2 separate regions of the Homo sapiens genome follow, and region 2 is linked to region 1. A link is an interaction called in ENCODE POLR2A ChIA-PET data of the cell type or tissue named here. Cell type or tissue: PC-9. All regions are shown on one strand. Each heading gives the region's core, and the rest is flanking DNA. Links, peaks and the distances in the headings are about the cores only. Region 1 has its middle 58 kb from the start of ZCCHC2. Region 2 overlaps PHLPP1 (PH domain and leucine rich repeat protein phosphatase 1).

The links. ChIA-PET counts read pairs that join two places held together with the same protein. Peaks named below come from ENCODE experiments on the same cell type or tissue, not always from the same donor. Only the 100,000 strongest peaks of a DNase experiment are listed, where the experiment ranks them.
Region 2: POLR2A ChIA-PET joins it to region 1 with 5 read pairs; 2 of 35 experiments call an interaction of 5 or more read pairs at or near these places.

The regions. Positions count from the first base shown.
Region 1 is chr18:62,578,772-62,584,148 of GRCh38, forward strand. It overlaps a transcript of ZCCHC2 not described here. Among named protein-coding and RNA genes, the nearest start is that of ZCCHC2, 58 kb to the left of the region's middle. In PC-9, for the core only: no CTCF peak of the experiment used is centred there; no DNase peak of the experiment used is centred there.
Region 2 is chr18:62,864,950-62,870,326 of GRCh38, forward strand. The region is part of intron 4 of PHLPP1 (PH domain and leucine rich repeat protein phosphatase 1); the gene reads left to right. Among named protein-coding and RNA genes, the nearest start is that of PHLPP1, 150 kb to the left of the region's middle. In PC-9, for the core only: no CTCF peak of the experiment used is centred there; no DNase peak of the experiment used is centred there; H3K27ac peaks cover 546 bases.

The DNA.
Region 1 (5,377 bases), core at 70-5,069:
CCTTTTTGTTTTTGAGACGGGGTCTTGCTCTGTCGCCCAGGTTGGAGTGCAGTGGCGGGATCTCAGCTCCCTGCAACCTCTGCCTCCCTGGATTCAAGCGATTCTCCTGCCTCCGCCTCCTGAGTAGCTGGGATTACAGGTATGTACCATGACACCCAGCTAATTTTTGTATTTTTAGTAGAAACGGGGTTTCACCATGTTGGCCAGGCTGGTCTTGAACTCCTGACATCAAGTGATCTGCCTGCCTCTGCCTCCCAAAGTGGTGGGATTACAGGCATGAGCCTCCATGCCCGGCCTCCCAAGTAACTTTATATAGAGGTAATCTGCGTGACCACTAGAGAAAGGGGGACTGCACTCCGTGAGTTTTGAGTACTCGGCTGCGTGCCAAACACTATGGTAGCAATGAGGCAGAGTCCTTGTCAACCTTGAGCTCGTATTTCCAGTTTAGGCCTTTAGCCACTAAAAGTGTAAAGGACTCATTACTTTATCAACTTTGTTAGTGTGATTTTATTAGCCAGGCCCCTCTCTCAGTATAATGTGTACTATTTTTTATTTCATTGCTTATCTTGGCTGTAATCCAGGCTCAAAGTTTTTAAACGGTTGGTAATTTATAAGAGACGGTTGGGGGCCTGTGTGTGTTGCTCCACGCCGCCCTTGACGCAGTCCTGGTGGCCAGCACCGTCCTGGGCCTTGGCTCTTTGTCAGGAGCCATCTAATGACTGTGCCCTCTGGATCCGGTTGGGTGGGCAGTGAGTTTGAAATGATTATAAATTCCCTGATTGTTTACAGGGCACCAACTTTCGTTTTCAGCCAACAAATAATGCACCTATAGGTAACGTGTAAATCATGAACCCAGATTCACATTAACTAGCATGTCCCATATCCTTAGCTATCCCTCCCTCCCCTTCCCCCACTACACTAAGGTAACCACTGCTTTAGATTGTGTTAGTCTTTTCTTTTTTTTTTGTGAGACATGCTTTAGCTCTTGCTGCCCAGGCTGGAGTGCAATGGTGCAATCTCGACTCACTGGAACCTCCACCTCCCGGGTTCAAGTGATTCTCCTGCCTCAGCCTCTCAAGTAGCTGGGATTACAGGCGTCTACCACCACGCCCAGCCAATTTTTTTTTTTTGGTACTTTTAGTAGAGAAGGGGTTTCACTGTGTTGGCCAGGCTGGTCTCGAACTCCTGACCTCAGGTGATCCACCCGCCTTGGCCTCCCAAAGTGCTGAGATTACAGGCGTTAGCCACTGCGCCCGGCCTTCTGTTACTCTTTTACTTGTTTATTTCCCCACACACTGCTCCTAAATATACCGTTTCTTTTTGTTTTTCTTGAGCTTTATAAGGGTATCCTTTTGTGCCTAGCTTTCTGTGCCTGGCTCTGTTCATCTGATTTTATGGTCTTGATGTTGTGTTCTTATATTTATTCATTTTCCCTACCTTATGATAGTCTCATTGTGGGGAAGAATATAGATAATTTCTCCATTCTGTCAATGGACATCTGGGTGGTTTTAATTTTTTTTCTGTTACAAACAAGTCTGCTGGGAACATTGTTGTCCCTGGTTCGTGTGTACACGAGTCCTCTAGGGCGGCAAGCTGGGAGTGCAGCGGCTGGGTTGTAGGACATGCAAGTATTCAGTTTGCCAAGATTTGCAGTATTGTTTTCCAAGTGATTTACACTCACACCAGCAATGTAGTAGAGAATCCTGAATGGGTATCTAGACCCCCCTCCCGAGATGGTGTCACAGTGCTGTGGAAGGCCAGGTGGACCCCTCCCGAGACGGTGTCACAGTGCTGTGGAAGGCCAGGTGGACCCCTCCCGAGACGGTGTCACAGCGCTGTGGAAGGCCAGGTGGACCCCTCCCGAGACGGTGTCACAGTGCTGTGGAAGGCCAGGTGGACCCCTCCCGAGACGGTGTCACAGCGCTGTGGAAGGCCAGGTGGACCCCTCCCGAGATGGTGTCACAGCGCTGTGGAAGGCCAGGTGGACCCCTCCCGAGACGGTGTCACAGTGCTGTGGAAGGCCAGGTGGACCCCTCCCGAGACGGTGTCACAGCGCTGTGGAAGGCCAGGTGGACCCCTCCCGAGATGGTGTCACAGCGCTGTGGAAGGCCAGGTGGACCCCTCCCGAGACGGTGTCACAGTGCTGTGGAAGGCGAGGTGGACCCCTCCCGAGATGGTGTCACAGTGCTGTGGAAGGCGAGGTGGACCCCTCCCGAGATGGTGTCACAGTGCTGTGGAAGGCGAGGTGGACCCCTCCCGAGACGGTGTCACAGCGCTGTGGAAGGCCAGGTGGACCCCTCCCGAGACGGTGTCACAGTGCTGTGGAAGGCCAGGTGGACCCCTCCCGAGACGGTGTCACAGCGCTGTGGAAGGCCAGGTGGACCCCTCCCGAGATGGTGTCACAGCGCTGTGGAAGGCCAGGTGGACCCCTCCCGAGACGGTGTCACAGCGCTGTGGAAGGCCAGGTGGACCCCTCCCGAGACGGTGTCACAGTGCTGTGGAAGGCCAGGTGGACCCCTCCCGAGACGGTGTCACAGCGCTGTGGAAGGCCAGGTGGACCCCTCCCGAGATGGTGTCACAGCGCTGTGGAAGGCCAGGTGGACCCCTCCCGAGACGGTGTCACAGTGCTGTGGAAGGCGAGGTGGACCCCTCCCGAGATGGTGTCACAGTGCTGTGGAAGGCGAGGTGGACCCCTCCTGAGATGGTGTCACAGTGCTGTGGAAGGCGAGGTGGACCCCTCCCGAGATGGTGTCACAGCGCTGTGGAAGGCCAGGTGGACCCCTCCCGAGATGGTGTCACAGCGCTGTGGAAGGCCAGGTGGACCCCTCCCGAGATGGTGTCACAGCGCTGTGGAAGGCCAGGTGGACCCCTCCCGAGATGGTGTCACAGTGCTGTGGAAGGCGAGGTGGACCCCTCCCGAGATGGTGTCACAGCGCTGTGGAAGGCCAGGTGGACCCCTCCCGAGATGGTGTCACAGCGCTGTGGAAGGCCAGGTGGACCCCTCCCGAGATGGTGTCACAGCGCTGTGGAAGGCGAGGTGGACCCCTCCCGAGATGGTGTCACAGTGCTGTGGAAGGCCAGGTGGACCCCTCCCGAGATGGTGTCACAGTGCTGTGGAAGGCCAGGTGGGGGAATGCATGTGCAGCCTAGGTCTTTGCATCTAGAAAGAGCCCCAGAGTGGAGAGTCACCTTGGGGAAGGGGACGCAGGCTGGGCAGGAACAAAAACAGCAGTGTGTGGTTGGGGACGTGGGGGAAGGAGATACAGCCATAGTAAAGGGAAAATTATAAAAGAGTTTCAAGATTTGTGGGTACAGTAGATAAAATGGGATCAGACTGGAGAATTTGGAGTTGGTTGAATGAAAAATGGGAAGTTTCCAAGTTTTGAATAGAGGGAAAACACATTGACAGTGGTATTTGAGGAAATCCTCAGGTGGTTAAGGAAAGAGAGCCTGGAGGTTGAAAGACGGGTTAGGCATGGCCAGGAGGGCCGAGACTAAGGTGTTGGCCGTGGGAAGGTCCATTTAGAAAGGGATGGAAGAGACAGGTAGAAGGAACCTTGATGCTCTGAACTTTATTTTCCCTAGATGTAAAATGAGAATTGCTCTTTTAAATTATGGTTCAGTGGCCGGGCACAGTGGCTCACTCCTGTAATCACAACACTTTGGGAGGCCAAGGCGGGTGGATTACTTGAGGTCAGAAGTTTGAGACCAGCGTGACCAACATGGTGAAACCCCGAATCTACCAAAAACACAAAAACTTAGCCGGGCATGGTGGTGTGTGCCTGTAATCCCAGCTACTCAGGAGGCTGAGGTAGGAGAACCGCTTGAACCTGGGAGGCGGAGGTTGCAGTGAGTTGCAGTCACACCACTGCACTACAGCCTGGGTGACAGTGAGACTTCATCTCAAATAAATAAATAATGGCTCTGAAGGTTAAATAATCTATGGGAAAGGTCCAACATAATGAAATAGCACTGAGAAGCCACTCAAATTCTAGTTGAATTCAATTTTGATGAACAGGGAGATTGTAATACTATTTTAAGAGACAGGGCCAGGCACAGTGGCTCACACCTGTAATCCCAACACTTTGGGAGGCCAAGGCCTTGGGCAGATCACTTGAGCCCAAGAATTCAAGACCAGCCTGGGCAACATGACGAAACCCCATCTCTACAAAAAATACAAAAATTAGCTGGTCCTGGTGGTCTATGCCTGTAGTCCCAGCTACTCAGGAGGCTGAGGCAGGAAGATCGCTTGAGCCCAGCAGGCAGAGGCTTCAGTGAGCCCAGATCATGCCACTGCACTCCAGCCTAGGTGACAGAGTGAGACCGTGTCTTTTTTTTTTAATAAAAGGGAAGATGTGGACGAGAACAGGTTTGGGTAGGAGTGATGGCAGTGATTCTTTGGATGGTGAGGAACCTAGCAAACATAGCTCTTCATTAGACTAAGATTAGTTAATTTTGCTCTATGCACTGATGAACGATATAGAAGCTATTCCTTACCCTCGCAGATTAAACCTAGTTGGAAAGCTTGCCAGTTAATGGTATGTATGGACTGTACAGACATGCCGAGTCATAACGGTCATGATTATTCAGTACCAAAGTAAAAGTTTATGGCAAGGCAAATCTACATTTAATTTTTTATGTAAGCACTAAGAATCAAATTTTTCTGAAAAGGTTCCAAAGAGATGAGAAAGCACGGTGTAAAATACCTGTTTTCTTAACAGCACCTAGTACTTAACAGCACCATCCATTTGAGCTTGGAAGACATCTTTTTCACTTCTCCATACTGATTGCAAAAGCATTCTAAGGTTAAGGCAGTGAAACCATATGGAGGCAAGCTGTGACAATAGTTCCACCCCATGACACTCCCATAATCTTAAAAGAATAAAAAAATACTGACCCCCCCCTCCACCCAACCCCACCCCACCAAGAGGGAGGGCTCATTGATTTCCAGAGCAGTGAGTTTCGAGGTGTGAGATATGAAGAAATGGGGTCCCTGCCTGGAAACGTAGTCACGACATCTCTACATCTTCTTCTCTTTAGGGGAGGAGACCAGCTGTTAAAGGATGAGGGGCTCTGGGGTCCCAGGGCTGAGAGGCAGGTGTCAGCTCGGGGTGGAGGGAATGTTTTAACTGGAGTGCCCTCGCCCCTTCAGATGACCCTGTGCAGAGAGAGGACAGGCCAGGGCGGACAACCTTGTCTTTCCCTGGATGCTCATTAACGTATTGGCTTGCTCAGGTTGGATTCCTAGGGTCAGAATAACATCATATTTGATGTTACCGCTGCTTACAGATACAGCTGTTGTGCTTGTCCATGCAAAATTTCCCTAATTCCTAAACGCTGTCCTCTGTTGAAAAATGTAAGCCCCCTGAATTGGAAC
Region 2 (5,377 bases), core at 163-5,162, 290 kb after region 1:
TTTCACCAAAGACAAATGGTAGGACTGATTTGTTTGCAAAATACTTAAGCTTAGGTTTTATATGCTCTATGTATTGTTACTAATTTTGGACTGGCTGGATGCAATGGCTCAGTCCTATAATCCCAACACTTTGGGAAACTGAGGCAGGAAGCTGGCTTGAGACCAGGAGTTTGAAACCAGCCTGTCAATGTCATGAGACCCCATCTCTATAAAGAAAAATTTAAAAATTAGCTGGGTATAGTAGCACATGCTTGTAGTCTCAGCTACTGGGGAGGCTGAGGCATGAGGATTGCTTGATCCCAGTAGTTTGAGGCTGCGGTGAGCCATGATTACACTATTGCACTCCAGCCTAGGCAACAGAGGGAAAACCTGTCTCAAAAATAAAATAAAAAGTTGTACTGGCACTACAACAGTAAAGTTAATATGCTTTTTTTTTTCTTTTTGGCTGAAAGGTTATAATCATTATTATCATTTTGTTTGTTTGTTTCTGGAGCTACCCATCATGAACTATCATCAATCAGTGTGTTCTGAGGTTTGAAATTATTGGGAAGTATTTTTGCATATTTCACAGAAGTGTAGACTTTTGCACTTCTATCATAGAACATCAAAGGCTTTCTATCATACTGCCAAATCCTGATGTCTTAGAACAGAATGGTGCATTAGAATTCATCCAGACTATCAACCCAAATGCCCATCAATGATAGGCTGGATAAAGAAATGTGGTACTTAATATACCATGGAATACTATGCAGCCATAAAAAGTGAGATTATGTCCTTTTCAGGGACATGGATGGAGCTGGAGGCTGTTATCCTTAGCAAATTAAGGCAGGAACAGAAAACCAAATACTGCATGTTCTTACTTATAAGTGGGTGTCAAGTGATGAGAATACATGGACACATAGAGGGGAACAACACACAGTGGGGCCTATTGGAGGCTGGAGGGCAGGAAGAAGGAGAGGATTAGGAAAAATAACTAACAGATACTAGGCGTAGTACCTGGGTGATGAAATATATGTGCAACAAACCCTCATGACACACGTTTACCTGTGTAACAAACCTGCTCATGTAGCTTTGAACTTAAAATAAAAGTTAAAAAAAATTCATCCAACCTAATGCTCTCTTTTAAAGTTGGGGTCTATGGGGATGTTAACTGCCAAATTCAGTTTAATGGTTACCTTTTAGGGAGACGGGGGATGGGGATTAGTGAATGGTTTGAACAAGGTTTCAACTATATCTGTAACGTTTATTTCTTTAAAAAGAAAAATGAGAGGCCAAAACGTTTTTGTTTTTGTGTTTTTTGTTTTTTTTTTTTTGGAGACAGAGCCTCACTCTGTTGCCCAGCGGGAGTGCAATGGTGCGATCTTGACTTACTGCAACCTCCGCCCCCCAGGTTCAAGCGATTCTCCTGCCTCAGCCTCCTGAGTAGCTGGGATTACAGGCACCCGCCACCATGCCTGGCTAATTTTTGTAGTTTTAGTAGAGACGGGGTTTTGCCATGTTGGCCAGGCTGGTCTCAAACTCCTGACCTCAGGTAGTCCACCCATCTTGGCCTCCCAAAGTGCTGGGATTACAGGCATGAGCCACCACGCCTGGCCCAAAAGGTTAGTATTTTAAAACGCTGTATAGTTAATGCCGATGAATGTTACAGTTTTCTGCATTTTTTAAATTTGAGTATTTCATAATAATCCAAACATTTTAAACCTAAATAAAAAGAAAATTAAAATGCTCCCAAAGAGCCAGTATTTGTGGAATAAATATCCAGGTGGAGGGATATTTTGGGCATGACCCACTTCAGGAGGATTCAGATTCTGTCTTGCCTTTTAGTTCTTACAGAGTCACCGACTTGATCCCCCATGTCTGTTGATTCTGTGTGATATCTTTTGAGCTCATCCTCTTTTCTCCTCTGCTCCCATCCCTCTACTGCACACACCCTCTCTCCCCAGCTGTTATAGTAAAAGTACTTCTCAACCCTCACCTGGTCTGTTGCGCTACCTTTGAGAGCTGATTGTCTTGTTGTCATTTTCCCTCTGCAGGTTAGCCCTATTTTTGTTGCCCACTGTTTTTTACATTTCTTGGTTTTGTTTTATTTTGTATTTTTAAAAATTTAAGCCTTTTTCCTTCATCAAAGTAACACCCTATATAGATTTTTAAAGATCTTAATAAGCAGTGAAGTTTACAATAAGAAGTAGGTGCCTGAAGCTCCAGCCCATCCCTACATCCAAGTCCTGCTCCCTAGACAACCCTTTTGAATCTTTTGGCTCTTTCTGCCGTTTTCCTTTCTCTTTCTAAATATTATGTGTATACTGCTATGTTTTGATTTTTTCATTATTGGACATTATATGTTGACTCATTACTATGGAAGATAAGGATTTCATTCATTTACATTGTCTCACGCCCCATCTACCCCACACCACATGTACTAACTTCTCTTTCCCCTATCCTCTCAATATATAGGTGTTAATTTTTGGTTAAGTCAGTACTCACTGTTTACGTTATTATGAACCTGGAACTTATTCACAGCTAAGGGATTTAATTGCAGTGATTATATTTCCTTTCTTGTGCTGGCTTGATAGCAGCCTCACTTTATCACTTGTATACTTTTCTTTTTCCCCTGGTATTTGTAAGCTTTCTGACGGAATTCTTATATTCCTCTCAGCACCTTTTTCTTGGAGACTTTTTTCTTCCTGGAGCCAGGGTATGTGCTTGTTCTTCTGGCCTGCTACACAGCAAAGACAGTGTGTGGACCTTTTCCTCAGGGGGTGTCAGTTTACTAGAGAAACCCTTTGGTATTCTGCCACGGCGATGCATGCCAAGATTTAGGGTAATGAGTGGAAAAGAGAGGAAGAATCTCAAGGTTTAGTATGTGGATTTTTTTTTTTTTAGATGGAGTCTGGCTCTGTTGTCCAGGCTGGAGCGCAGTGGGGCGATCTCGGCTCACTGCAAGCTCCGCCTCCCAGATTCACGCCATTCTCCTGCCTCAGCCTCCTGAGTAGCTGGGATTACAGGCGCCCACCACCACGCCCGGCTAATTTTTCTATTTTTAGTGGAGACAAGGTTTCACTGTTTTAGCCAGGATGGTCTCGATCTTCTGACCTTGTGATCCTCCCGCGTCAGCCTCCCAAAGTGCTGGGATTACAAGCGTGAGCCACTGTGCCCGGCCATATGTGGATTTTTATTTAACTTCCCTGTTTTCAGAACAGTGTTTTCTGTTATGCTTGATAACTTTTTTCTTTTCAATTTATGAGAGATATTTTGACACTTAAGTAATTACAAAGAATTAAACAATACTACAGATTATACCGTCATCCTTTGACAATCATGTCTTATTCATTTTAACTTCCATAAGCCAGTTTCTATAGCATTGCATGTGTACCAAATCAATAAGGGATAACTTCAGACTATTTTAGATGAAAATTGTATCTTGCCTGTAACTTTGGGAGGCTAAGGTGGGTGGATGATTTGAGGTCATGTTGGCCAGCCTGGCCAACATGGTGAAACCCGTCTCTACTAAAAATACAAAAAAATAGCTAGGCGTCATGGCGCACACCTATAATCCCAGCTCCTCAGGAGGCTAAGGCAAGAGAATCGCTTGAACCTGGGAGGCAGAGGTTGCAGTGAGCTGAAATGGCGCCACTGCACTCCAGCCTGAGTGACTGAGCGAGACTCTGTCTCAAAAAAAAAAAAAAAAAAAGTTGTATCTTAAAATTGTATATGTAAACATTAACATTAAATGTACAAATTTAGTTAATACTTTGTTTTCAGTGACATTTATTTTCTCTAATTTCCCAAACCTATCATTGATCAGAAAAATAATTGCAAAGAACACATGTCTGATAAGACAGTATTACTGAGCCATGTGGTATGAAAGGAGATAAAGGAGTCTTTGATGCTACCCAGATGGACTTCTGGAATTATCTTTTTAGAGATCATATGTTCAATAATCAGCATCTCAGAAAATGAGTATATTACACTGAGACTGAAATATTTTGAATATAAAAGTAAACCAAGTCACTGGACATGAGCCATCTTTCAGCTGTTGTTTAAAATCTCAAGATGAAGAAGAATCATTGAGAATACTCAAGCTGTATGTATAACTAAATAAGAAATTAACTCAGTGGTTTTCATTCTCTTATTGCTCTATAGTTTGACAAACTATTCTCTCTTTTCCAAATTACCTCCCTGATGCTTTGACAGACTATTCTCTTTCTTCCAAATTACCTCCCTGGGTCAAATGAAGGGCCGAAGAAAGCAGTTTCCCTGTTTGTCATGCTGTGATGTAGTATGCCTGATGTCTTTGAATCAGGGACTCTGGTTCGTTTTCTTCCAGGGAATAAACTGTCCTCTGCTGGAATTGGGGAGAGGATCTGGGGTCTTACTCCTCCTTCTGTAACCTTTTGAAAATTTGTAGAAGTATAAAAAAACATAGAAAAGGCAGATATGAGTGTATAACTTGATGGATTTCCACAAAGTGAACACATCCATGTAACCAGTACACATATGAGGAAGAGAATATTGCCAGCACTCCAGAAGCTGTCCTTGTACCCTTCTCTTTATTACCCTAAACATCATCACTATCCTGACTTAGAACATCATGAAGTAGTTTCACTTGTCTTTGTACTTGATCTAAATGGAGCACACAATATGTGTTTGAGTCCAGCTTCTTTCACTGACTTTTCTTTTAAAAAAGCAAAACAAAGCATACCAAGTGACATATTATCAGCTTGTACTTTGTACTGTGTAATATAAGGCAGTGATTTTGATTTGTTTAAGGTAGAGAATTTTAAAATTTTACACTGCAATAAAAGATTTCTGTTTTGTTCTTTCTGTTGCTTTAAGCATGGGGAAGATAGGCCTAGGGGACTTCCTATGTGGTATCGGAGTAACTGGTGAAGCTGCTGTTTTGCTGCTCTTTGTAAAAAACTAGGCTTTATACCAGTTTCTCTTTCTTTTTATTTTAAGACGGGCTCTTGCTCTGTCGCCCAGGCTGGAGTGCAGTGGCACGATCTCGCCTCGGCTTACTGCAACCTCTGCCTCCCAGGTTCAAGCGATTCTTCTGCCTCAGCCTCCCGAATGGATGGGACTACAGGTGCGCGCCAACACGCCTGGCTAATTTTTGTATTTTTAGTAGAGACGGAGGGGGGTCTCACCATATTGGCCAGGCTGGTCTCGAACTCCTGACCTTGTGATCTGCCAGCCTCGGTCTCCCACAATGCTGGAATTACAGGTGTGAGCCACTGTGCCCGGCCACCAGTTTCTCTTTCATTACACACTACTATGAGGTGTTTGTCTCCCACTTCCATTGTCCAAGAAAAATTTTTATTGCTAAGATTCCAGAGTAATAAGTTGATAAGTACACACATGCATATATACCCCCCTC